Regions from separate parts of the Mus musculus genome. Here all the other regions are linked to region 3. A link is a loop called in an ENCODE intact Hi-C map of the cell type or tissue named here. Cell type or tissue: left cerebral cortex. All regions are shown on one strand.

What was found. Peaks named below come from ENCODE experiments on the same cell type or tissue, not always from the same donor. Only the 100,000 strongest peaks of a DNase experiment are listed, where the experiment ranks them.
Region 1: a loop joins it to region 3, with 6 times the contacts of the local background. A loop is called at or near these places in 17 of 42 quality-filtered maps.
Region 2: it touches region 3 in a loop (2.7-fold over the local background); 13 of 42 quality-filtered maps call a loop at or near these places.
Region 4: it touches region 3 in a loop (3-fold over the local background); 4 of 42 quality-filtered maps call a loop at or near these places.
Region 5: it touches region 3 in a loop (3.0-fold over the local background); 14 of 42 quality-filtered maps call a loop at or near these places.

What each region holds. Positions count from the first base shown.
Region 1 is chr15:11,905,213-11,910,212 of GRCm38, reverse strand. It overlaps Npr3 (natriuretic peptide receptor 3), which reads left to right and starts at 4,539. Exons shown (of 8, transcript NM_008728.2): 1 at 4,539-5,000. The coding sequence starts at 4,574. Gm5144 (predicted gene 5144) reads right to left here and starts at 3,688. Exons shown (of 2, transcript NR_131059.1): 1 at 3,225-3,688; 2 at 2,823-3,103. In left cerebral cortex, CTCF peaks have their summits at 117 (motif pointing right) and 2,773; DNase peaks (open chromatin) are centred at 2,869, 3,441, 3,904, 4,853 and 1 more place; H3K4me3 peaks cover 2,286 bases; H3K27ac peaks cover 1,477 bases.
Region 2 is chr15:11,739,662-11,744,661 of GRCm38, reverse strand. No RefSeq gene overlaps it. Among named protein-coding and RNA genes, the nearest start is that of Gm34501, 13 kb to the right of the region's middle. In left cerebral cortex, no CTCF peak of the experiment used is centred here; a DNase peak (open chromatin) is centred at 2,562.
Region 3 is chr15:11,405,374-11,410,373 of GRCm38, reverse strand. No RefSeq gene overlaps it. Among named protein-coding and RNA genes, the nearest start is that of Tars, 8.2 kb to the right of the region's middle. In left cerebral cortex, CTCF peaks have their summits at 1,734 (motif pointing left), 2,801 (motif pointing right) and 3,368 (motif pointing right); DNase peaks (open chromatin) are centred at 1,741 and 2,809.
Region 4 is chr15:12,110,942-12,115,941 of GRCm38, reverse strand. No RefSeq gene overlaps it. Among named protein-coding and RNA genes, the nearest start is that of Zfr, 4.4 kb to the left of the region's middle. In left cerebral cortex, a CTCF peak has its summit at 2,338 (motif pointing right); DNase peaks (open chromatin) are centred at 2,324 and 4,504; H3K27ac peaks cover 501 bases.
Region 5 is chr15:12,082,902-12,087,901 of GRCm38, reverse strand. No RefSeq gene overlaps it. Among named protein-coding and RNA genes, the nearest start is that of Gm34759, 4.9 kb to the right of the region's middle. In left cerebral cortex, a CTCF peak has its summit at 2,803 (motif pointing right); DNase peaks (open chromatin) are centred at 2,819 and 3,525; H3K27ac peaks cover 1,333 bases.

The sequences.
Region 1 (5,000 bases), 500 kb before region 3:
GTTTCTTCAATAGCGTTCTCTAAAACATTAACTGTATGTTTAGAAATGGAAGTCTCAGTACTCATTGAACTTCAGAAAGGGTTTTTGGATATGTGTCAGGGCCTTTCATCTTTTCTGCCTCTAGGGGGAAGTGTGTTTTCAACAATTCTGTCGTGCAGAAGGGATTTTCTTGTGCATTAAGGCTTCACTGTGGTAGTCTTCAGTGTGACCTCGGGATTGGCTGGACAAGATGGAAGGACCTTGGAAAATCTGCAAGGACCCTCACTTCACGAGTTTCAGGCCAGGGTTCTGAGGCAGGGGGATTGTGGAGAAAAATGCCCCAGACATTTTAAAAGTACATTTCAAAGAATCATTCTTTGAAATGACACATAACTTCTCCATACTGTGGGGCTGTGGCCAAAAAAAATACCTGGACACAAAACTCACTGACAGAACTAGAAACAAAATAGTTCTTGGATATTGATGAAAACATTTCTAAATCTTTTAAAACGTCTATGAGTTTCTGTAATATCGCATTTAACATTAATATGTTTAGGCTTTCAGCTAGCTAATTTTATTCCTTTGTTTTCTTTGACAATCGAAGTTGATAACTGAATTCTGAATGTGAAAAACATGGCCCTTCCCCAATTTCAGTGATTAGGTTTTTGTTTTTTTGTTTGGAGTTGAAAGGAACAGTATGTAAAACCTGAACGCAAGACTGTTTCTACTTATCCCTTTTCTTTCCTATTTTACTAACATTTATGATAAAAAATGTTACAAAAGTTATCTTTATCAAGTGGTGTTCAGTTTTACTGTTCTGGAAAGCCTAAAAACATATTGCTAAGATATTATAAGATGGTGCGTGCCAGTGTTTGTGTGTGTGTGTGTGTTACATTGCATTGAATTTATCTTAGCCAAGTAACTCCCATCTCCAGCTTTCTTTTTTACCTTTTATTGGTGATGGGACCTTGTAAAATTAAATCACCCAGGCTGGCCTTGTGTTATTCTGCAGCCCAGGCAGCCTTTGATATCCTCCTGAGTAGTTTGTGTCACCAGGCCCAGTTAAAAATGTGATACACAGAATATGATTGACAGTGACAATCTGCTTGGTTACCAACCCTATTTTACATAGTATTGTAGGTGACCTTTTCCAACAGTAAATATCCTCAGGAGACAAAGAGCTGTTTAAATGCAACTTGTAGGGGCTGGTGAGATGGCTCAGTGGGTAAGGGCACTGACTGTTCTTCCAAAGGCTCTGAGTTCAAATCCCATGGTGGCTCACAGCCATCCATAATGATATCTGACACCCTCTTCTGGTGTGTCTGAAGTCAGCTACAGTGAACTTATAATAAATAACTTAATAAATAAATCTTTAAAAAAATAAATGTAACTTGTACATTCTTTGGGTCACAGTTCATTTTTTTCTGGACTAAGATGGCAGAACTATGTGATAGTTATACATGGTAGTTTTAGCTGGTTGCCCAAAGAACTCTGATGGAAAGTAAACAGATCCTCCTAACACCCAGAATAAGTAAACACAAACCTCCCAAGAGCACAATAGACTTGTTACTGTTAATAATCTTGCACTGTTGGCACTGGAAGACCTTTTAAAAAAAATCTCAGCATCTGTTCAGTTGGAATCTGCAAGGATGTGTTGAACATGCACGCGGACAGCAACCCTGTGTTCCCCTCCCCTCTGTTTCTGGACTGATCCACCATTTCCTGTTGTCTGTGCTCTTTAACAACAGGCTGGAAGCTGAGTGCTTCTACCCAAAGGCCACAGGGAGGCCAGGGTGCTAGCCATAACGTAAGTGCACTGCCCTGCTGTTGACCCAAGAGCGAGGCTGGGCAGCGCCAGAGATGCGAGAGGCACTCCATACCCGGTGCCCCTGAAATCCCAGACTCTTCCAGTGAGCCCACATGGTACACTGCAGAATCATACCGCTGTTGGCTGGTGTTCCCCAGACACAGGGCATACCGGGTAGTAATAGGAAACCGGCTCCGTCCTTCACGTCTCCTGGCAACCAGTTGAAATCCACTAAGACCCTCGGAATCCAGGATTTAGCTGTTTATTTTTTTCTTAAATAACGATGACTCTATAAACAAATGTTTGCTCTCCCAAGTGTTCAGGAAGGATTTAATTGCTGCGAAGTGCTAAATGTCAGTTTCCAACGTACGTGGATAACTCTTCAGAATTCAAATTTATATATCCACCTCTCTTAGAACTGGTTAGCAGTTCTAATTAAATAAACAAAAGCTCACCTAGGATTTAGAAGCCCCTACTTACAGCGAAGGCTTAGGGATCACTGTCCAACTGAAATCTAACCGGCACCCGGTATGAAGTTACCTTCGATTGCAGTTTTTTTTTTTTTTTTTTTCCACTGCTAGAGAGGGTGATGGAGAGAGGGCTGTTAGTCACTGATGCCTGGATTTGCCATGTCCTCGAACACCTCGATTTATCACTTCATAGTCACAAATGAGAGCAAGGACATTTTAGGGGGCTCGTAACTATTAAAAAAAAAGAAGAGAAGGAGAAGGAGAAGGAGAAGGAGAAGGAGAAAAGGAAGGAGGAGAAGGAGAAGAGAAGAGAAGAAAGAAAAAGAAGAAGAAGAAGAAGAAGAAGAAGAAGAAGAAGAAGAAGAAGAAGAAGAAGAAGAAGAAGAAGAAGAAGAAGAAGAAGAAGAAGAAGAAGAAGAAAAGAAGAAGAAATAACTATGACTTAACAGCAGCAGCCTGGGGCAGCGGGTGAAGAATCGCGTTCAAGATCCTGCCGAAAGAGGGCGTAAGTTTAAGTTAAGATTGGAGCACACACTGACGCCCAGCCAAATGAAAGAACATTTAGAAACATTTTAAATTAACTTTAATTTGCAAGACTTTGGTGTCAGAACTACCTTGTGTAATACAGCCTGTTCTCGCCGTAAATGTCTTTGCTGCGTGACCACGAAAAGAGGGTGCAGGGCCCTCTGGACCTGCGCAGCTGCTCGGTTCAGAGACGCGCCTCTCTGGTCTGAGACTTCTCCACAATCCTTTCCACTCCGTCTGCATCGCTGTGGTAGCTGTGACCAGTGGAAAGACTGGGTCTACCGGGCAGGACCTTTCTGGGCATCCTAGACTATCGGGCATCCTGGAACAGAAGCGCTGGGGTTGGCAGACTGCTTTTTAGGTACTTAAAGATTCTCTGGGGGAAGATCTGGGGGGCCGGGAAGCGGGAGTCCCTTTTAGTTGCCTGGTTTAGCAAATAGTACCTTAGGGTGATGCTTTTCAAGCTCCGCGACACTTCCTGGAGCGGAATCATTTATCCAACATCGGAAGCAACAAGTTTCGCTTTTCTGGTCTCAGTGACCCCGCGGAGGGGCTGCGCACTGGGACACGGTGACGCTGCGCCCACTGTGATTCTAGCGTGTCCCAGCAGCCCAGAGGGAGGAGGGCACCCACGCCGGGTGGGGGAAGGAGCGGTGCGACACCGTGCAGGCCAGATGGGCTTACCAGCTCTGCAAATGAATTTTCCTGCACCAGGACCTTGTTCCTTGTTCCCCGACCTTGCTCCAGGGACCAGAAAGGTCAGGTGCGGGACAGGACTGGGCGCACCCAGACAGAACGTGGCCAGATCAAGAAAAGAGGTGAGAGTCTATGGAGTTTTGCAAGGAAGCCACCAATTTGGAGAAACATTTCCCCTTCGTTTTTGCAGTGTGTGTGTATGAGTGTGTGCTTTGTGTATGTGCGCGCACTCATTTCTTTCAAACATATATACACTTTTTTTTTTTTTTTTTTTTTTAATCCTGGGGTTGGAGAAAGCGGAGCCAGGGAGAGGCGGGGACCTTAGAGTAACGCTGTGCCGCGAGGTCTCCCGCGGGTGTAGACGTGGGCGGTTGCGGCTTTGGGCCAAATCTGAGCACCGGCAACTAGTGGGGCTTAGGGACCCGGCAACCGCGAGTAGGCCAGGGGTGCGGGGAGGAGCCCTGATGTAAGAATGTTAATGAGAGGCTCCCCCAGCCCAGCCCCCACCCCGCCCCACCCCCACCCACCCCACCCGTTGCAGAGACAAGCCCGGCCTCGGCGCGCCATGTGTGGTAACGCGCTGCGCCGCTGCCACGCTATTTAAACCCCGGCTATGGATCCAGAAAGCCGCGCGAATCAATGGGATCAAACGCGAAGGAGGTGCACCGTCAATTACAAGCACTTGGACAAGTTTAACTTTTTTTTTTCTTTTACAAATAAGGCCTTCAAACGCAACCTTAGCAACGCCCAAATAAGAAGCCACCTCTAAGCCAAATAGCCTATGTGCAAAGGGAGGGAGAATATATATATTGATAATAAGTCTATATGTATATTACAGACGCACAGGTTTACATTCTGTGAACTTTTTTCTTTCTTTCTTTGCTTTAAAATTTTTTTTTTTATTTTTTAAACCTAGGGACATTGTAGAGGAATCTTCCTATCTTTTGGCGAGTTACTGAAGGGGGTATTCTGTTTTCTTGGAGCGCCCAAGGGGGCGCAGGGACAGAGGAAAGAAAAGAGCTGGGAGGAAAAGGGCAGGGTGGGTGGGGGGCAGAGGGCGAGCCGGCGGCCAGGGCGAGCGCTTGCTGGCAACACGATGCGGTCCTTGCTGCTGTTCACTTTCTCGGCGTGCGTGCTGCTGGCCCGGGTGCTGCTGGCTGGCGGCGCGAGCAGCGGCGCCGGGGACACCCGGCCAGGCAGCAGGCGCCGGGCGAGAGAGGCGCTGGCGGCTCAAAAGATCGAGGTGCTTGTTCTATTGCCCCGGGACGATTCGTACTTGTTCTCGCTGGCCCGGGTGAGGCCGGCCATCGAGTACGCGCTGCGTAGCGTGGAGGGCAATGGCACCGGGAGGAAGCTGCTGCCGCCAGGCACTCGCTTCCAGGTGGCCTACGAAGACTCGGACTGCGGCAACCGCGCGCTCTTCAGTCTTGTGGACCGCGTGGCGGCGGCGCGCGGCGCCAAGCCGGATCTCATCCTGGGGCCCGTGTGCGAGTACGCGGCGGCGCCGGTGGCTCGGCTGGCGT
Region 2 (5,000 bases), 330 kb before region 3:
ATACCCAAGGCAAGATTTAAAATGCTTATAAGTATATAAAGGTAATTATTGAGGAAGCTAGATAACATATATTAAATGGTTTCTGCAGAAACCATAGCATGTATATAACCCAATACCTTAAAAATCATCATTAGTCTACAATGTTGGCGTTAGTCCCAGGCCCTGTGATCTCATTAAAGGAGGAATGACTGTATTTGCTGTCTGCCCACAGGGTGTAGTGCAGTGGCCAGCAATTTAAAGACATGCTTCTTGTGAAATATGTTTTCCTTTTGTTTGTTACCTAGTTTAAGGTCTCAAACCCAAGTCTTTTGTTGACCATCGTCAAAATATTTACCAGTCCAGTTTAATCCATGACCTTTCCCACTAAGAACTTTTTTTTCCTGTCGATTTTTTTAAAAAGAAAAGAAAATGAGTGGCAAGTTTCAGTTTCAATTCAAGCTATAAAGGTGTCGGCCTTCATGTGCTTTTTAAAAAAGATCTGTTAAATACGCATAAAGTTGAATAATCTTATGAGACTGAAAAATAATCTAAGCAAGTGACAATGATGTCAACAAAAATCACACATGGAGTGTTGGGAAAGTTCAATCACATACATGCTGGGTCAGAATAATGCTTGACTAACTAATTCCAGAGCAGAGAAGACATAGACAGCATGCTCCCTGATACAAAGCAATGAAGCAAGAAATCAATGAGAAAAATCTACATACATGCTTCTTAAAGCGTTGATAATGATAACCCATTCTAAAGGGACAGTAAAGAGTCCGTTGAAATTCAGCTGGCTCCCCCCACCTCTGATATCTTTATTTTTGTCCATCCATTTTATTTAAATGCTTGAAGGTAGGGATAGGATAAGGATGTCAATATGATCCGATGTCTTCCGCATCACTACAAAGCCCCTCCCTGCTGCTGCTTTTGCTCGGCATGTACTTTTATTATCCAGCATATTCTTTTTGCTCAGGAAAGAGGCCAGCTGGTTGTTAATATTCTGATCATCAACCCATCTTTGCAAACTAATACGGAAGGATGTTCAGCCATTGCAGAAGTTGGGTACAAGTAGCATTGGCATTTCATCTAGGCTCCATCCCATAGTTACCTGGCAACAGCCAGGTGTGCCTGACTCACTATAAAAGAGGCTGCTCGCCCCCTCCTCACTCTCTTACTCTCTTGCTCTTTCTCTTTTACCCTCTTTCCTCTCTGTCCCTCCTCTCCTCATTCCCCTCCCAGCCTCTTTCATTTCAGGCCTCTCCCTCCCTCCCTCCCTCCCTCCCTCCCTCCCTCCCTCCCTCCCTTCCTCCCTCCCTCCTTCCCTCCCTCAATTCCCCTCCCCATGGGAAGAGATGCCTCAGCATAGGCCCACAGAGGCACCCCCCCCCCCCCCCATCATAACAAGCCTCTACCAAACATCCCTGGCTTCTTCTTCTTCGTTTATAAAACACACCAAGTCGGCTCTGGGTAAAAGTCATGCTTGTAATGACTTTGGAAAATTTAGGGATACACATATATTCCTAGAAACAGTGGCTACTACAAAGCAGACATCTTATTTAATCTTCATCCTGTCTGCCTGAGGTAGGTATTATGGTCTGATAAAGAAACGAAAAGCATACGGACCTTAAAGGACTCCGTCACTGGCTTTCTGTCTTCTCACAAACCGGTCCTTTCTTTTGTGCTTTCTTATAAGAAACCAGGCAGTGTCAGTGAGTGGCCGGGGGACTTAGGGTAGACATTAACTAAAATTTGAGGGAGGAACATAGTCTTTTTTCCTACTTTTTAATGTGAACGTCTTGATTATTTAAATTTTGTTTTACAAGGAGCATATTGTATGTTTTTTTTTCCCTTAAAAAAATTATCGGATAAAATGAAGGAGGAGTCGTTAATTCGTCCTGGCTCCAAAAGCTTATTCTTGTGACAAACTCCATTGGAGCTATGGCCAGGAACTAGCAGTACCCGGTGAGCTTAGCGCTGTTATGAGAAAATAAAGGCCCCATCTGTATCAGTAATGCTTTGTATTTCTTTAGCACCTAATCTGAAGTTGTCCCTAAAGCTGAATAAACAGTCATTTATCCTCAGGGCACCCTGCGAGCTCCCTGGTGTGGTCTGGGAGGGTGTAGGGCTGAGTGATGATAGCCCACGATTAGTTAGCTTTCTGCCCACACTTAGGGATTCCAGCCCCTGGAGGGAAATCACTTCAGCTCTGTGTGCCTCCTCCCATCACCCTCAGCTAAAAGCATCATCGTCTCGGAATAATTCTTGGCCTCAAAGGGATGCTATTAATTAGCCTAAATACTAAAGGGCAGGACAATGAATGCCAGTTGTTCAGGATGAATGGATGGGGGATTTTACCCAAATCCTATAGCTGGCAGCTCTCTGGGAGAAGAGTGAGGTGACTTGCAGCCGCCACAGGAGAAGGCAAAGCAGAAGGAACAGCGTGGCCACTGTCCTGGTGTCACGCCCCCTCCTTTAACCACAGCGGACCACGGTCCCTGCCTCCACTAATTAGAAATTACTTCAGCACATAAACAGGCACTTTACAATGTTTTCTTTTTACGACGGGCCCCATGCTTGCTTCTCCTCTCCAGTGGCAGAAGGAACCAGCGCTGGCTTCCCACTGTCCCCAGCTCCTTTGCCGTTCCACGCCTACTCAGCCACAGAGAGAGCTGCAGCCACCCAGGCCCAGGCTGGGAAGAAGTCGGTAATCGGCCTTCTTCAACACGAATCTCCAAATGGCCTAGAGCTCTCAGCCACTACCACAGTCTTCTTTCTCCCTTCTCCCTCCTGTTCCTCCATCAGTAAGGTTCAGAAGGTTCCTTTCATAGAAAGCCTCAGTAGTGACAGGGCACTCTCCCTCAGAACACCCTTCCCATACACCACTCCATCCAGTGGTGAGTGATAACAGCGCTGTTTGTGTTTAATTAGCCCTTGGGTTACGGGCAGTTTGTGTTGAGGGTGTGGCTGTTTTAGTTGGTTATGGAGTTGACAGAAATATATGTGTATTGATGTGGGTCCCCTGTGTGTGCCCTCTCAGCGCGCTGGTCTGAAAACTCAACAGGCCCTCGTTCTACTGCCTGTGGAGGCAAATTATTGATACCTCCAGGAACTGATTCTGCTCCTTAAGACCGGAGTGATAATGCGACTTCTTAGGCTCTAAGTACCCACCAGGGCAAGGGTCGACAGTGTTTGTCACCCCGTTGCTGCTCTGCTTCCCAGAACTAATCAGAGACCAGCTTTGGAGACGACTGCCTGGGCAGCTGGCTCCATGCCCTGACCCGAGTGTCATCTGTTTATTTCCCTTATTTTTAAAATCATGTCTCTCATAGGATGCATGTCATGGCTTATATTCGTAAAAAAAAAATAACTAAAATAGAAGCATGATTATAAAGTAGTGGATCCCTGAAGGCAAACATTACAGAATGGACGCTCATCTAAATCTGTCATCCCTTTCGAAAGCATCCCTTTTGAAAGTTAGTACACACAATCCCAAAGTGGCAGTGTTTAGTAAGACCTTTAAGGAATTCTTACTTGAGGCGTGATATGTGCAACTAAAAGAAAATGGTAATTTTCTTCATTTAAAATTAACACATATCCATATTGAAAGCCTTGATTTTCTTGTTCTTCTAATTTAAACTTATAGTTAAACTTAGAATAAGCATGGCTAATCTCTCTCTCTCTCTCTCTCTCTCTCTCTCTCTCTCTCTCTCTCACACACACACACACAATACAGAATTCATGTAAAAGGTTTCTCTTCCTAATCATATTTTTTGCCGCTCGAGTTTTGCCCGGATGAATCCTTACTCAGTGGTGATGAATCTTCAGCCTGAGTATAATTTAGAACTTTGGAATTTAATTCCATTATACTGAATTCAGAAAGTATTTATCGAGTGTGTTTGCATGCAAAGGACCAATTAAATAGAATAAAGATTAACAAGATACGTTCAGATTGATTTTTTTTTTAAAAAGCAATTAGCTGATTCCAAAGACGATACAGAAAAGACTTACAAAGTATTTGAACAATTGCAAGATCGTTGGGGTAGGTGTCCTCTCCACGGTGTGTGAGTGTATGTGTGTGTGTGTGTGTGTGTGTGTGTGTGTGTGTGTGTGTGTGTGTGTGTGCATGAAGGGCACAGAAGAGACAGCTGTGTAAACTCTTGGAGTAATAAGAAAATGAATGCAATGCACACAATTTGCTGGGTAAGAGTATTTTGTGGCAAACTGTAGCAGTTTTCATTGCTCCGAAACAAAAACTAGGCTGATATTAAAACAAGAAACTGGTTTCACGTCTCAGGTTTTCTTTGATAGTCTTGGTTTATTTCTGTTGTCTTGCTGGAAGTCCCAACCAGGACCTACTTTTCCCCCCAAAGATAAGTGGCCTGGAGGATCAGCTAATTCTGTGATACTGACAAGGACAGTGGTGTTGCCTCTGACTCTCTACAGGGAACATTTTTGGTTAGTATAGATAGCTAGGCCTGTTGGTATGCAATGGACTCTTGGTCTCTTTCTTAGTCTTCTCTCCACCTTTCCTCCACTGGTAAAGAAACACATTTCAATTTCCCCAAGGGGGAAAAAAAAATCAAAGAAGCAATATTCAACCACAGTTTCTTATGAAAGAAAGGCAGACTAGGTCCTAGGGAGACGGCTCAGAGGGTGAGCTTGAGGTGTGGGCATGAGTACATGCATTTGGATCCCAGTTGTCCATGTCTATACTCTAGTGCTGGGAATGAGGGTGGGGGCAGAGCCAGGCGGATCGCTGGAGATCACTGACCAGCCTGCTCCCCAGCTTCAGGGTTAGCGAGATCTGCTGCCCCAAAACATAAGCGGTGGAGAGTGGTGGAGGAAGAAACCTGGTATTGACTTCTGATCTCTGCATGTGCATGGACACACACACATACAGAGAGACAGAGAGAGGGAGAGAGAGAGAGAGAGAGAGGAAGAAGAAGGAGAAGGAGAAGGAGAAGGAGAAGGAGAAGGAGAAGGAGAAGGAGAAGGAGAAGGAGAAGGAGAAGGAG
Region 3 (5,000 bases):
AAGGAAGGAAGGAAGGAAGGAAGGAGGGAAGGAAGGAAGGAAGGAAGGAAGGAAGGAAGGAAGGAAGGAAGGAAGGAAGGAAGGGAAGGAAGGAAGGAAAAGAGGCCTTATGGAGTCTGCGGATGCTCTTACGCTATTTTATCTCTTCAGTTTTGAGCACTTGGGTTTTCTCAGTTCATCTTCACCAGGGCAGGATTTCCCGGGAGGCCGTGCTCCAGCCCGTTCCTGCCTGTCATCTCCTGAGTGCTTCAGTTATACAGAACTTTGCTTTTTGTGCAGCTCACTCATCCTGTAGCCCGGAATACTCCCTATTCTTCTTGGATTACTAAAATAATAAAGCTGGTGTTAGCAATGATTCTTTATGTGGCATAATCCGTTCTCAATCCCACCGAGGGCAAAGAACTATTGCCAGTTCTCATGTGCATGCACTATCTATGACTATCCTATAAGCAAAACTTTCTGCTTTGGATATCAAATCGTCAATTTAACCATTTTTGAACGAAATCCTCCTAAATAAAAACTGACATATCACAAAAGATAGAAACTGCAGATGCATACATTTTTGTTGTTTTTGTTGTTGTTGTTTTGGTTTTTCTGTTTAGCCCAGGCTGTCCTGGAACTCACTTTGTAGACCAGGCTGACCTTGAACTCAGAAATCCACCTGCCTCTGCCTCTTCCTCCGGAGTGCTGGGATTAAAGGCGTGCGCCACCACGCCCGGCTTAGATGCATACATTCTTAAACTTGGCTACAATATCAAGATTGTATTGATAGCGTCTGTGATCTTTAAATGATATAATGTGGTTTTATTGTTTTGAGATTTTTTTGTCTACAGATTGTTACTATATCAGATCTCCTCATACCACTAAATTACTGTGGACCAAAATTAGATACCCATATTTATTTAAAAATATGAATAGCATAAAAGCTGATGTTAAATAGTTTGATGAAAAAATAATACAAAAAATTATTTCCTTTCTCAAAAAACGTCCTTTCCAGTTTCTATCCATGGCCTCATTATAGAAAAACAGGAAGCTACCAAAATCTCAACCTCAGATTAACCAGGTGTTTACGAGATTCAGTATCCTTCATTCAATCCAAGCAATTTCTAACATCTTCATGTGAATTTACCTCTAACTTACAAGGAGGAAGAGTAATTCCTGAGTAGCAGGACTTCTGTAACCAGCATCGTCACTGTGTTACTTTGATCTCATTCATTCTTTTGTTTGTTTTTATTCATCTGAATGATGCTTTTGCTCCTTTGAGACAGGATTTTGTCATGCATCCCAAACTGGTTTCGAAGTGGCCTACCTAAGCCTTTAGATGCTGGGATGCTGGGATTCCAAGTGCCTGTCACTATGCACAGACAGATAGTGCCTTAAATCACAGATATATCGAACAATCCCTTCCCAGTTTACAGAGGGGAAAAGAGTAACATTATCAAATTTGATAAGTTCCACACAGAGCAAATCATTTCTAAGCAGCCTTCCTTCCTTTAAAGAGAACACATCCAACAAAATACAAGCCAACGTCTTGTACAAAGTACAAAGTGTTGAGACTAACAAGCTCTGAGAACCTAAAGCCGTTTGATTTGCCTAAGCTAAATAGCACATGTTCTATCATTGAATTCATATCACTGAGAAAAATTAAGTTCTTATTCAACTAGTCAGGTATTTTGACATTTAGGACTGGCTGAATAGCAAAATAACCTGTGACAAGTGTGCCATCTAGTGACCGCTCCATTAACTAGCGGTCTGACTATTTCCCATCCCTGTAATCCACTCCACAGTTACTGCTACTGTAGGCAAACACTTAGGACTGTAAATAACACGGATCTGGGGGATCTAGTCTAAACTTCTGTAGTTGCTTTTTTTCCTATTTCTGGGATTATAAACAGTTTACAGGAGAAAGGGTTTTATTTGGCATACAATCGTAGTCCATTACTGAGGAAACTCAGGCAGAAACTCAAGCAGAAGTGGGAGTCATGGCAGAGTACTCTCCATAGCTTGCTTAGCCTGCCTTTGTACACAGCCCAGGACTGCCTGCCTGGGTGGTGACCTGAGTACTCCCACATCAATCCACCAAGAAAGTATCCCCCAATTTATGGGCCAATCTGATTGAGGCAGATTCTCAGCGAAGGTTCCCAGATGATTCTAGTTCCATCCATTTGACTAAAGACAAAACAACATAAAGCAAAGCAAACAGCAAAGCAACCAGCTCGCCTGCTCGCCTTCTCGTTTTGTGCTCAGGAAAACTGGACTTGAGTGGCATCGACATCCACCTTGAAGTTACTTGGCTTAATGACTCCAAATCAGGTATAATTGATGTTTATGACTTTTTTATTCCTCATAAAAGATACACACACACACACACACACGCACGCACGCACGCACGCACGCATGCACGCGCAAACAACATATATAAACACAAATATAATACCTGAGTTATCTTTGACTTCCTCAATTGCTTATAAAATATAATTCCTGGTTCAGTAACTGAACATACATTGCTGCCTTTCATATTACAGTACTTTATTTCTTCAAGTGTACTGTAACTCCCTTAAGTACAAATTACAGAGAAGCCTTGGACAAAGTATTTATAAATGTTTGTTCATTTAAAGCCACGGCTACACTGAACTTTCAAGGATAAAGGCAAGGAAGTTTTGATTAAGTGATATTTACAATACGAGATAGAATCAGGTGACGTGACTTACAGAGCTATCTGCTGCAGAGTTGCTTCCCCTGGGCAATGGTTCACAGCTTCCCCAAGTCTGATTTACTAAAATGACAGCAGCCGTGGAAGACATGTAACCACTAGGTGGCGACCGTCTTCCTAAGCCCCATTAGCAACCAGATTTGACAAAGGAGACACAAAGTTACTGCGTGCCCTTCTGAGTCTCTAAATAAAACATGGCTACTTTCCTTTTATTTACATGTTTGTAGCTGCTTGTGCATTTCATCAGTTGAGTATTTATAATAAATCGTCTGTGTTGTCCTAGAACTCTAAAATATGCATTTTATCCCTTTTAGGAAGAAAAGCGTGCCAACTCCTTCAATTGTAACTATATAAAGGTAGCACAGCAATAGAAAGGAAATCGTGTCAGTAAAATGATCATTTTAGTTAATGACAAGGAAAAAAGCCTAAACATCTACCTTAACATAATCTATTTAGAAACCCCTTTTTTATGTCAAGTAAGGCCTTGCTACTCACATTTTATGAGCTGTATTTTTGTGTGTCTTAAAACTCTTTGCCTAGGCATCAGTTTAGCCAGAAGATAGCAGAAATGTAGAACCACTGGGGCTGTTGGGCTCAGGGTACATTTCACCAGCAGAGGGCGTCACTTGACCGTTCAATTTGCCTCCCATTTATGAATTCCGCCAACTACGTGCATTCTAGAACAAACACCAAGCCTCCACTGAAGTTCGAGTCAACTTTGCCAAAATTAGTTCTCAAGGACGTAATTAAAGGTAGTCCGAAGTCAGTAGTGGGGGTGGAATGGGAGTGGAGTAGATTGGGATGTGAAGCTAATTCACGTGTATTTCGTCTAGGCTCCACCCCTCAGTTACCTGGCAACAGCTCACTATAAAAGGAGCTGCTTGCTCCCTCCTCTCTCTTTTCTCTTCTCTTGCTCTTGCTCTTTTACCTTCTTCCCTTTCTCTCCCCATTCCCGTCCCCCTCTCTCTTCCCGTGCTCAAACTGCTGCTGCTGCTTCCTCCTCCTCCTCTTTCTTCTTCTTCTTCTTCTTCTTCTTCTTCTTCTTCTTCTTCTTCTTCTTCTTCTTCTCTCTCTCTCTCTTTCTCTCTCTCTCTCCCTCTCTCTCTCCCTCTCCCCCCACCTTTCTCTGTCGCTCTGCCTTCTTGATCTCTACCTCAACTTCCTTCCCCATGCCCTAAATCAACTCTATTCTATACTATACCTCAAGGGGAAGGGATGCATCCGCATGGGCCTGAAGAGGTACCCCCACACCAAACCAAAACATGCCTGGGTTCTAATCTTTTTTATAAAAAACAGCAGTGTGGCCTTGCTAGAGGAAGTTTGTCACTGTGGGGGTGGGTTTTGAGGTCTAAGAAGCACAAGTCTAGCCAGTGTATCCCAGTCTTTCTTCACTTCTGCTGCCTGTGGGTCAAGATGTAGAGCTCTCACCTCCTTCTCCAGCACTGTGTCTGTCTGCATGCTGCCGTGATGAGATTGGCCTAACCCTCTGAACTGGAAGCCAGCCCCAACTAAATGTTTCCCTTTATGAAAACTGCTGTGGTCATTGTGTCTCTTCACAGCAATAACACCCAGAAACAGTAACAAATAGTTTTGTTAATTGTTAATTTTAAGAGGGAAAGGGTGGAGGTATTTGTAAGAATGATCTAGGACATGTTGGCAAGTTCTGACTGGGTATTTTAATTAGGGGAGTCAAAATAATAGATTTTGAGTGCTGAACCTTGATGTTTTGATAGTTGGACCTTGATGACCAGTCTTAAGAATGAACCAATGACCAAATAAGGGGCTAGACCTTGGTAGCTAGCTTTAACAGTTTGGCAAGGAGGAAAAGGATTGGTGCCATGTCTGCAATGCTTCGCTCTGCTAGAGTCTTTCAAGTGGTCCACAAGCTCCCAGACATTTTGTTAACCAATTTTTCAGGGACTGCTTGCTTCCAGATGAGATCGGGCAGGTAGAAAATAGGAAATTGCCTCCCCTAGTGCCTTAGTCAGGGTTTTACTGCTGTGAACAGACACCATGACCAAGGCAAGTCTTATAAAAACAACATTTAATTGGGGCTGGCTTACAGGTTCAGAGGTTCAGTCCATTATTATCAAGGTATCCAGGCAGTCATGGCACAGGCAGAGCTGAGAGTTCTACGTCTTCATCCAAAGGCTGCTAGTGGAAGACTGACTTCCAGGCAACTGGGGTAAGAGTCTTAAGCCCATACCCACAGTGACACACCTACTCAAACCAGGTCACACCTATTCCAACAAGGCCACACCTCCAAATGGTGCCACTCCCTCGACCA
Region 4 (5,000 bases), 710 kb before region 3:
GTGTTGAAAAGGTGACTTGCCTTGAACTTCACGGAACAATGAAGTCTCTAGGCTAGCTAAGCAGCCAGCTGCTTCCATAAGCCTCACCACTAGTAAGCTATTTGCATTAAATGGGAGGAGAAGAGTCGGGTGGCAATTGTTGATTTCTGTTAAGGGCTGGCTTTCTGTTTGGCTGCTTGTCTTGAGAGGATAGAGTTACAGTGTTGATAACTTACACTGAACTGAAGTAGAAACTGGCTTCTTGGTGGTGATGGTCCTTCGGGGTGTGACAGGCTAGCCTATAGTAAGTACTTTAGCTTGCCCTCACCTTGTTTAGGAAAGATGTTTGGAGCAGACTGAAAGAAAAAAAAAAGATCTGGGTCTTGGGGGAGCTAGCAGGGGGATATTCTGATTAATGTTATTTAACTTTTTGGAGCCTCTTAAGATAGGAATAACAGCATCTTCTTCATATGGGCCATTGAGATGGCTCAGCAGGTGAAAGTGCTTGCTATCAAGCCAAATGGCCCAGGCAGGTACAATATGTCCCCTGACCTTCCCTCTCGTGTCCACACATATACACAGGCATACACTAAATACAGAAGAAGAAGTATTCTTCAGAGTGCTGTGGTAAGAGTCAGATGGGACTGATTTAAAGCAGCATCTAAACTTCTTATTAAAAACAAACCAAAACCAAAACTGGGACCCCGAGGGATGGCTTAGCAGGATTCAGGTGCTTGCTGTGCAAACATGGAGGCTCAAGTTTGACCGCTGAAACTCATGGAAAGATGGAAGGAGCGAACTGACTCTACAAGGTTTCCTCTAACCTCTACCTATGTCCATGGCATACACACAAGTATATCTCTGTCTGTCCGTCTACTTATCTGCTTGTGTAATACACACCCACACCAAACAAACAAGGCTGGATGTTCTTTTTAAAACCAACCTTCTAGTAAGTAAATACTCCATGCAGAATATCCACCTACAATCCAAGAACTTCATTATGGCTTCAAGCTTGAGGAGTATGTCACAGAATACCCAGCCAGGCCACACAGCAGCATACAATCCCCTGGGCTAAGAACAGAAAACAAACTTTTCCTGGAGCTGAGGATGTAACTGAGTTGGTAGAGCGCTCGCTTGCCTAAGCTGGCATTCACTCAGGAAGCTCTGGCTTTAAGCCCCATCATCACATAAACTGAGCACAATTGATGACCCCTGTAATCTCAGCCCTGGAAAGATAGGAGCAGGAGGTCAGACGTTCAAGGCCATCCTTAGCTAAACAGGAAGTCTGAGCCTGACCCAAGATACATGAGATCCTGCTTCCAAACAAAATAGCACCAGCAACAAATAAGCAACTGATGGAGATCGAGAGAGCCTCAGTCCATGGCGTGCAAGCATGCCGACCAGAGTGCTGAGCCTCAGCACCCCATGGCCTGCACCTGCAGCCTCAGCTCTGCGGGGACAAGGGCAGAAGTGGGACGCTACAGGAAGATCCCTGGGGTTCTCTGCCTAGCCAGTCCAATCAGAAGGGCTCAGTTCAGCTGCAGTTGAAAATAAAAAAGCCTCAAAATCTGAGGGGGAGAGCAAAGATCATCCGACATCCACCTCTGGCTTCTATGTGCAACCACACACATGCACATATGTATACAGGCCCTCACAAGCTCACACACTGGAGGTACATAGGTAAACACACAAAGACGTGCTTGACTGGAGTCAGCGACCTATGCTACATAGGTAAGCCTGTGCTCCTCATCCTCCTCAGGACAAAGCTGACTTCTAAGTTTCAAGACTTTACATGATCTGGCCTTCCTGCCTATTCACCGTCTATAACGCCGTATTCTCATCATGTCAACAACCCTGACCTCCTGTTTACATGTCCCCTCTGCCCACACAGGGCATCTTACAATCTCCTTGCCTAGAATTCTTGCTTCTCTTTGCCTTAGGTAGTGGAGGACTAAACTCAATGCAGTCTGCCCTCCGCATCCCGCCATGATGTCCCCTCTGTGACCTCTTCGGTTGATCAGATTGTGACTGTGCTCCCAGAGCACAGTGCGATTTTGCCCAGTTGCCTCGTCACAGCTACAACTTTATTGTGTGGTGGTTCGGTGGGTGGGGAGTTCTCCCACCAAACTATGATCTTTCTGAGCGCAGAGTGCCAATATCGAATGCCTAGTGACAAGTCACCAGAAAGCACTTGAAGAGTGATCAAGCAAGAGGATGCACAGCTTAATCATGCTTTGATGAGTCAGAATGCAGTGCTGGAGTCCCACAGTATTTGGGGTTATAATTATGAACCTCAACTAGCATCCGAAGACAAATTAGAGAATGTTAATTGGCAGTTCTGTTAGCCACAAGGTGGAGCTCATCTGAGAAAGCCTGTCTTCAACTGCACCTTTGAGGCCTGGTTTCCTGAGAGACCTTGTGGAATACAGATAAACCAGGCAGAAAGCAGGTCACATTAGCTACTATGTATCAAGAAGAATAAATAGCAAGAGCTAGTTGGTTTTTATAGTCAGTTTGACACAAACCTACACATATTTGGGAAGAGGGAATCTTAGTTGTCAGAACGACTCCAGAAGATTCTCTTGTAGGCGTGTCCGTGGGCTCTGTCTTGATAAATGATTGGTGTGGGGGAGGCCCAACTCACTGGAGGTGGTAGTGCCATTTCGAGGATGGTGATCCTTGGTGCTAAGCAGTGCTCCCGCATGGTTTCCATTTCTGCCTCCAGGTTTCTGCCTTGAGTTCCTGCCCTCAGTTACATTAGTGATAGAATGTGATCTAAGAATTGTAAGATCAAATCAACCTCCACCCCCCCCCCCCCACGCTACTTTGGGTCATAGTGTTTATCACAGCGATAACTCTTAACTAGAGTGAAGAAGAGCAAGACTTGAGACCAGCCTGTGGTGAGTTTTAGACCAGTTTGCCCTGCAGAGTGAGACTGTCTCAACTTAGCCTCGCAAAAGAAAGGCTGTATTTCACATACTGTGAGAATCACTCTTTTAATGTATTTAACTCAATGACATTTAATACATTCTCTGAGGTATAGAACTCCCAGAGCTTGAAAATATTTTTCTCACTGTAGTAATGGAGTCTATGCCAATTAGCAATCATGTGTCTTCAGTTTCTCCCAACCCCTGATTGGGTATTTGTTTATTTTTCAAATTCTAGGGATTGAACCTAGAGCTTTGAATCCAAGTCTGTCTCCCCCATTTTTCTTTGCTCTGTGGCCCTGTCTAGGTTGCTATTTACAATGTAACCAAGACTGGCAACAATTCTGCCACCTCAGCCTCCTGTGAGGATTACCCAGCAGCTACACCTCAGGCCTGGCCATAGAAGTACTTTCTATCTCTATGGATTTGTGTATTTTGGACATATGAATAAACGTTAAGAACATCTATCTTTTTGGTCTAGTTCTCTTCACTTAGCATAGTATTTTGAAGCCCCATTGTCAAGTTTGGAGACAGTCTTGCTTTCTTCGTCTCAGTGTTGGGACTGTGGCTGTGGGCCATCACACTTGGTGCACAGGGATGGGAGTTCTTGCTATGACCTCTATTCATATTTCTGCTGACTCACACCTAGGAGGAGACTGTTGGTTTACCTTTTGAGACAGAGTTCCCTGATGCAGGCAGCCTAGATTGGCATCAAATGTACAATTCTCCCACCTCAGACTCAGGACTGTTGGAGTGATAAGAATGTACTACCATGCCCAGCATCTTTTCTTTAATATCTAAACTTTTCTTCCTCCCCCTGCCCCAGTTCTTCCCTAGTTCACACGTGTCTTGCCTAAGACTGCCTAAGCAGGCCACTGATCTTTTTGTAAGGGTCAGATCTCCTAAACCAATCTCTATGGAGATATAAGGAATCTACGATTTTTTTGAAATGGCACCATGTGAACAGTCCTGTATATTATAATACATCATCTCCAGTGGTTCTTTAAAAAAAAAAACCAGTAAGCTACGCAGAGGCAGAATTTAAATTTTATCGGCTTACGTACTGACTCCAGCAGGCCAATCCTTTATGATATATGGTGATCCCAAAACATGTAGGAGGAACCTCTCACTACATGTGATCTTGGTGGTAGGTCACCAGCTATGTTTGTTCTCCGCCTTAGTGCCTGTGGCTGTTTCTCCCTTATGAACTTCTAGAACATTCATCATTGTCTCCCTAGTTAGCCTCCCTCCCATTCTTTGCGTTTCCCAACTCATAAACTTGTTATTCCTAGCTGTGTATCTCTCTTCCTCTCAGGAAAGAACATAAGCCCCTCAGGGTCAGGAACTACATCTGACCGCTGAGTTTCCAATGTCTGCCACCATGCCTAGAATAAGTAGGCACTTAAATACTTGACAGCAACGTATTAAAGACATATGTAGTCAATACCTTTCACCACTACCACCCCCAGCTACCACCCATCGTGATAACAGGCGTATAAGGAAATACCAACCTAGTTTTGTCCTCCTGGTTCCCTTGACATTCTGACTCACCGTGTTCACTGCCAAATCTCAAATCCAAACACTAGTGTTATAAAGGGTTTCATTGTGTCGGTAATACATTCCTAAGAATTTGAAGAACTTGAAGAACTCCACACAGTCATGAGGAATAACTATTTAAAGGCATGGAGGGGCTGGCTGCAACTTGGTGGCACTACCGATTCCACGGATTCCAGCCCTAGCACTGCTAAAAATATATGAAGATATAAAAATAAATGCAGCTTGAAGAGTCTCAGCCACTGTGTTCTCACTTAGACACTGATAACCATATCAATAAGCAAATGCTAAAAGGCATATTGATTTGGAACGACACTCTAGAGCAATACTATCCAATAGGATTTTATTTCAATATGAAATCATTCTCTAACTGCTCAACATGGTAGCCATTACTGAGTACTTGAAATGCAACTGGTGTTACAGAAGCTATATAAATTTAAATGTAAAGACTTACCTGTGACTACTGCCTACTCTATGGGATAGTGTAGTAGTGGAATCTGATGATCCAAGTTCAAATCCCAGCTCTCCTACTAGCTGACA
Region 5 (5,000 bases), 680 kb before region 3:
TTTCGTCCCAGAGATCAAGACATAAAATGGGTGAGTTCCAAGTTTTCTGAAAGTACTTTCAGATGAACAGCGCTAGCAGTAAGTGAGCATTCTGTGGCTAGCTGTGGCCTTAGTGCATTCTTTGTTGCTGCATCACAATACTAGAAACTAGGTACTTTATCACTCCTAGTTCCGGAGCTTTAAGCACGTACTGCTGACATTGACTTGGTACTGGTGAGGGCCTCCTGGTAGATGTCACAGCTGCATTAGTGTATGGAGAAGAAATCACAGGGAGCCAGAGGCATAGCAGTGGTGGGGATCAGGGGCCAGTCCTGCTCTGCTAATTAACGACTCCTTAGATGAGAGCTACCCAAGATACCAAGGGAACAGATGAATCCTTTCCAAAGTTAATGCTCCAAACAACTCAGTTTCTTCCCAGTAGGCTCCGCCCCTTGCAGGTTCTATCATCTCTCAGCATCAGCACACGGACATCACACCTTCACTGCACAAAACTGGGGAACAACCATCGAAGGAGCACATTTGAACCACAGCCAAACCAGAGCGTATGTTACCTATTGAAAATGCTTGACAGGGGCCAACAAGATGGCTCAGTGGGTCCACGTACCTGCTGCCGCCTCTGACAACCCGAGTTCAGTTCCCCAGGATCACATGGTGGAAGGAGAGAGCTGACTCTGAATTCCACGTGTGAGCCACAGTGTGCGTGTGTGTGTGTGTGTGTGTGTGTGTGTGTGTGTGTACATTAAGCAAATCAATAAATGTAGTGTAAATAGATGAAAGAATGAGTATTTAAAAAAAGAAAATCTGAGTGGAGGGAAAGGAAGATGGCAGCAGACATGAATCAGCTTGGCTATGACCAGCCTCAGGTCGTTATGATATCATAATGTGTTAGATTAGTGGGTTAATTTGTCTAATCTAGGTGGGCAGCTTTTAACATTATCAATTGATTCTGAAATTATTGTATTGGCATCTTGTGTATTGAGAATTTATTGATATGTAAGTCTGATTGATTAACTATTTAAAAAAGAAAATGAAAGAAAAGGAAAGGAAAGGAAAGGAAAGGAAAGAAAAGAAAAGAAAAGAAAAGAAAAGAAAAGAAAAGAAAAGAAAAGAAAAGAGAATCCTTGCCTAGGCTGGGTTATGACTCAGTTGGTTGCGTACATGCACAAGGCCAGGCACTGAGTAAAGTTGTAATGATGGTGCATGCTTACAATTGTAAAATTCAGGAGATAAAGTCTAGAGAATCTACCAGAAGTTCAAGGTTATCTTTGGCTACATAATATCTGATGCAAGGATGTGTTATACGAACTCGTCTCCAAAACAGTATCAAGAAAACACTTGACAAATCTTGGCCTTGTATTGTGATTTTCTTTTTCATGTGGTTTATGTTTGTTGTTTTCTCCCCCCCTGGTCCCCCTTTATATTGAGGGGCACAGGGTCTCTGTCATTGGTCTTGTTGATAAAAGAGTTTAGAAGTGGATACAAGCCCTGTGTGGCATCTTTAATCCCAGCACTCAGAAGGCAGAGGCATGCTAGGCAGTGGTGGCACAAGCCTTTAGTCCCAGCACTTGGGAGGCAGAGGCAGGCAGATTTCTGAGTTTGAGGCCAGCCTGGTCTACAGAGTGAGTTCCAGGACAGCCAGGGCTACACAGAGAAAGAGAAACCCTGTCTTGAAAAACAAAACAAAACAAAATAAAACAAAACAAAGCAAACCAACCAAACAAAAAAGAACAAGAACAAGAAGAACAAGAACAAGAAGGCGGCAGAGGCAGGAGGATGTCTTTAAGTCTGAAACCAGTCTGGACTACATAGAGAGTTCCAAGACACTGAGGAGTATAGAAAGACCTTGTCTCAAAAAACCCACCCCCCTCCCCTCAACAAATGGATACAGAAAGGTACATGATGACAATTTACTGGAGTTAGAAAAGATGACAGGTCAGACAAGTCAGAGATTTAAGTAGCTGAAGGAAGGAGACAAATGGGAAAAAGAAATTAAGTGTTTAGTTAAACCAGAGGCTCTCAGCCTTCCTGATGCTGTGACCCTTTAATACAGTTCCTCATGTTGTGGTGCCCCAAACTGTAAAATTATTTTTGTTACTTCTTCATAACTGTAATTTTACTCCTGTTATGAATCACAGTGTGAATATCTGCATTTTCCAATGGTCTTGAGTGACCCTAGTGAAAGAATTATTCGACCCCCCTAAAGGGGCGGCAACCCGCAGGTTGAGAACCACTAGTTTAATAGAGTGCAAGCAAGAAGATACACTAAAGAGGAAAGGGGACTATGACAGGAGAAAAAGAGCTCTCACACTAAGTAAAGGTTACAGATACAGAGGCAGTTACAGTACTCAGCAGATAGAGGCTCCTGCCACCAAATCTGGTGACAGGAATCCAGGCCCTACAACTCTCTTGTTGGAAGGAAAGAGTCTGGTTTTCCTCTGACCACTACCCAAGTGCTGTAGGGTGCGCGCGCGCGCACACACACACACACACACACACACACACACACACACACAAATGCATCCTACTGGATCTGTTTAATGTTTCCTGTATGTATGAATATTTAGGGTTGACCACTTAGAATTGGATAATCTGTCACGAGGCTTGTGTCTGGAGAAGGTGGCCATCCATTTCCTGTAAGATCTGTGACACCTCACCTCCCAAATCGTCTGAATACAGCCTGAGGAGGCTGTTCCTGCAAAGCTATCCCAGAGAAAAGTTCTGTGTGGATGTTGACTAGAAGAGACATGAAATACAAAACCAGAAAAACCTAAAAGTCTCCTATTGTACATTGTAGTTTACCTCCAGACCACCAGGGGGTGCATGGGTTTTGGTCAAAGACTTGGGCTGTGCTGGAGTAAGGTTGAGGGAATTTTTTCCAGGTCTGTGTAGGGCAGGTGAGGAAGTGGTTGTGCAGCCTCTTTCTATGAGCCATGGGAATTAACCCTTTGACTGGCAGAGTGGGATATGTCTTGTCTGATTTTGGATGCTGTCGGCGGCCACTGTTATTAAGACACCGTCAAGATAGAACATTAAGCAAATGTGCTTATTTTTGGTTACTGATGCCTTCGTTTGAGCAGGTTTCTGATGCTTTCTTCTGTGTTTCCTTTCAGGCCCCATCCCTGGTCCAGGGCAAAGCCTGCAAAAACGGAGTATGAGAAAGATTCACAAGTCATTCTCAACTTTGCCATCAGTGATGACCTCACAGAGAAGGCCAGATACCTTGGTGTACAGAAAGAATCACAAATGGCACCGAAATTCCTAGAAGCAAGGCTCCATCTTGCATTTGTTGCTTTTGTCTGTTCGGTTTTAAGGTTGAGAGCAGATGGCCTGGCTGCATCAGTAACAAATGAAGTCAGAGCTGACTAGGGAAAAGAGCTGCAGAGCCAAGAGGGGAGGGAAGCTGAGCTAATATCCCCCACCCTACATCTCTCTGGGGCACTATTACTGCAAATATAGCCTCCCTCCAGCCCCCACCGAGCCACCTGGAGGAGAGCATGTAAAAATAGAACTTTCTGGACTGCATCCCAGCGTGAACATCTGGACCTCCAGTCTTGCTCCGCTTGCATTTTGAACGGAGTTCCCACGTGATGTCTTATGGATAAACATGGCCTGTGGAAGGAGAGGTAAGCCTCCTGGGGTGTGTGGGAGGGGAGACCGCTGCTCAGGGTGATACTGTTGCATCAGGCTTCAAGCAACACATCCCAGGGAGGCTGCCCTGTGTAAAGCTAAGTGACCAGAATCCGGACCTGAGGGGCTAGGGAGGAGGTGTGAGATGTTCAAAGCTAGAGTGTGAGCAACATGAGGAGCCATCAGCAGGGTAAGTGGGCCACAAGTTCCATCTTGTGTTTTCTTTGATTGGTGGTTTAGTTCCAAGAGCTCTGGGGGTACTGGTTAGTTCATATTGCTATTCCTCCTATGGGCCTTCAGACCCCTTCAGCTCCCTGGGTATTTCTCTGGCTCCTTCATTGGGGACCTTGTTCTCCGTCCAATGGATGACTGTGAGCATCCACTTCTGTATTTGTCAGGCACTGGCAGAGCCTCACAGGAGACAGCTATATCAGGCTCCTGTCAGCAGGCTCTTGTTGGCATCTGCCTAGTGACTAGGTTTGGTGGTTGTTTATGGGGTGGATCCCCAAGTGGGGCAGTCTCTGGATGTGGCTCTAGCTGTATATGTAGCAGAGGATGGCCTAGTTGGTCATCAATGGGAGGAGAGGCCCTCGGTCCTGTGAAGGCTGTATGCCCCAGTATAGGGGAATGCCAGGACCAGGAATGGGAGTGGGTGGGTTGCAGAGCAGGGGGAGGGGATAGGGGGTTTCTGGAGGGGAAACTAGGAAAGGGGATAACATTTGAAATGTAAATAAAGAAAATATCTACTACTACTACTAATAGTAATAATAATAAAGAAGGGTAAGTGGGGCCTCTGCGAGGGAAGCTGAGCCATCCCTGCTCTGTGCCACAGAGAAACTCCCAGAAGCCCAAAGCAATGTTGAGCGATGCTGGTTGTATCAGCAAACGCCTGTGAATACCCCCTCTTGCTCCAGAATGTCTTTTATATTGCAGGCAAGCATCTTCCTTAATTTTTCCCTCCTAGCTCTTCCCCACCTTCAGCTTCACTTGAGTCAGATTTTGTTTTGTTTTTTTAATATTCTTTTCAAATGCCCGTGGGGAGGGGGAGGGAGAGATGAAGCTTCTATCGAGAGTTACAGGGATTTGTGTATTCTTTTTACAACGTTTTGACTTCTCTCACTCTGACAAATATTTTCATTTCACTTTGAGGCTAACCTGGTCTATCCAGCGAGTTCCAGGCCATTGAGAGAAGCAGCGGAGAGAACCTGGAGGAAAACTTAGCAGTGCATAGGCAACTGGAGTACAAAGGATGGAGACCTCTAGGTTGTTTGCACATCTGGAGCATGTGTTACATCCATACACGCTGTTACCTATGGGCGTGATGCTAGGCAGGGTAGCAGTGTTCCAGTCCTCCCCACTTCCCCCTGGCTTCT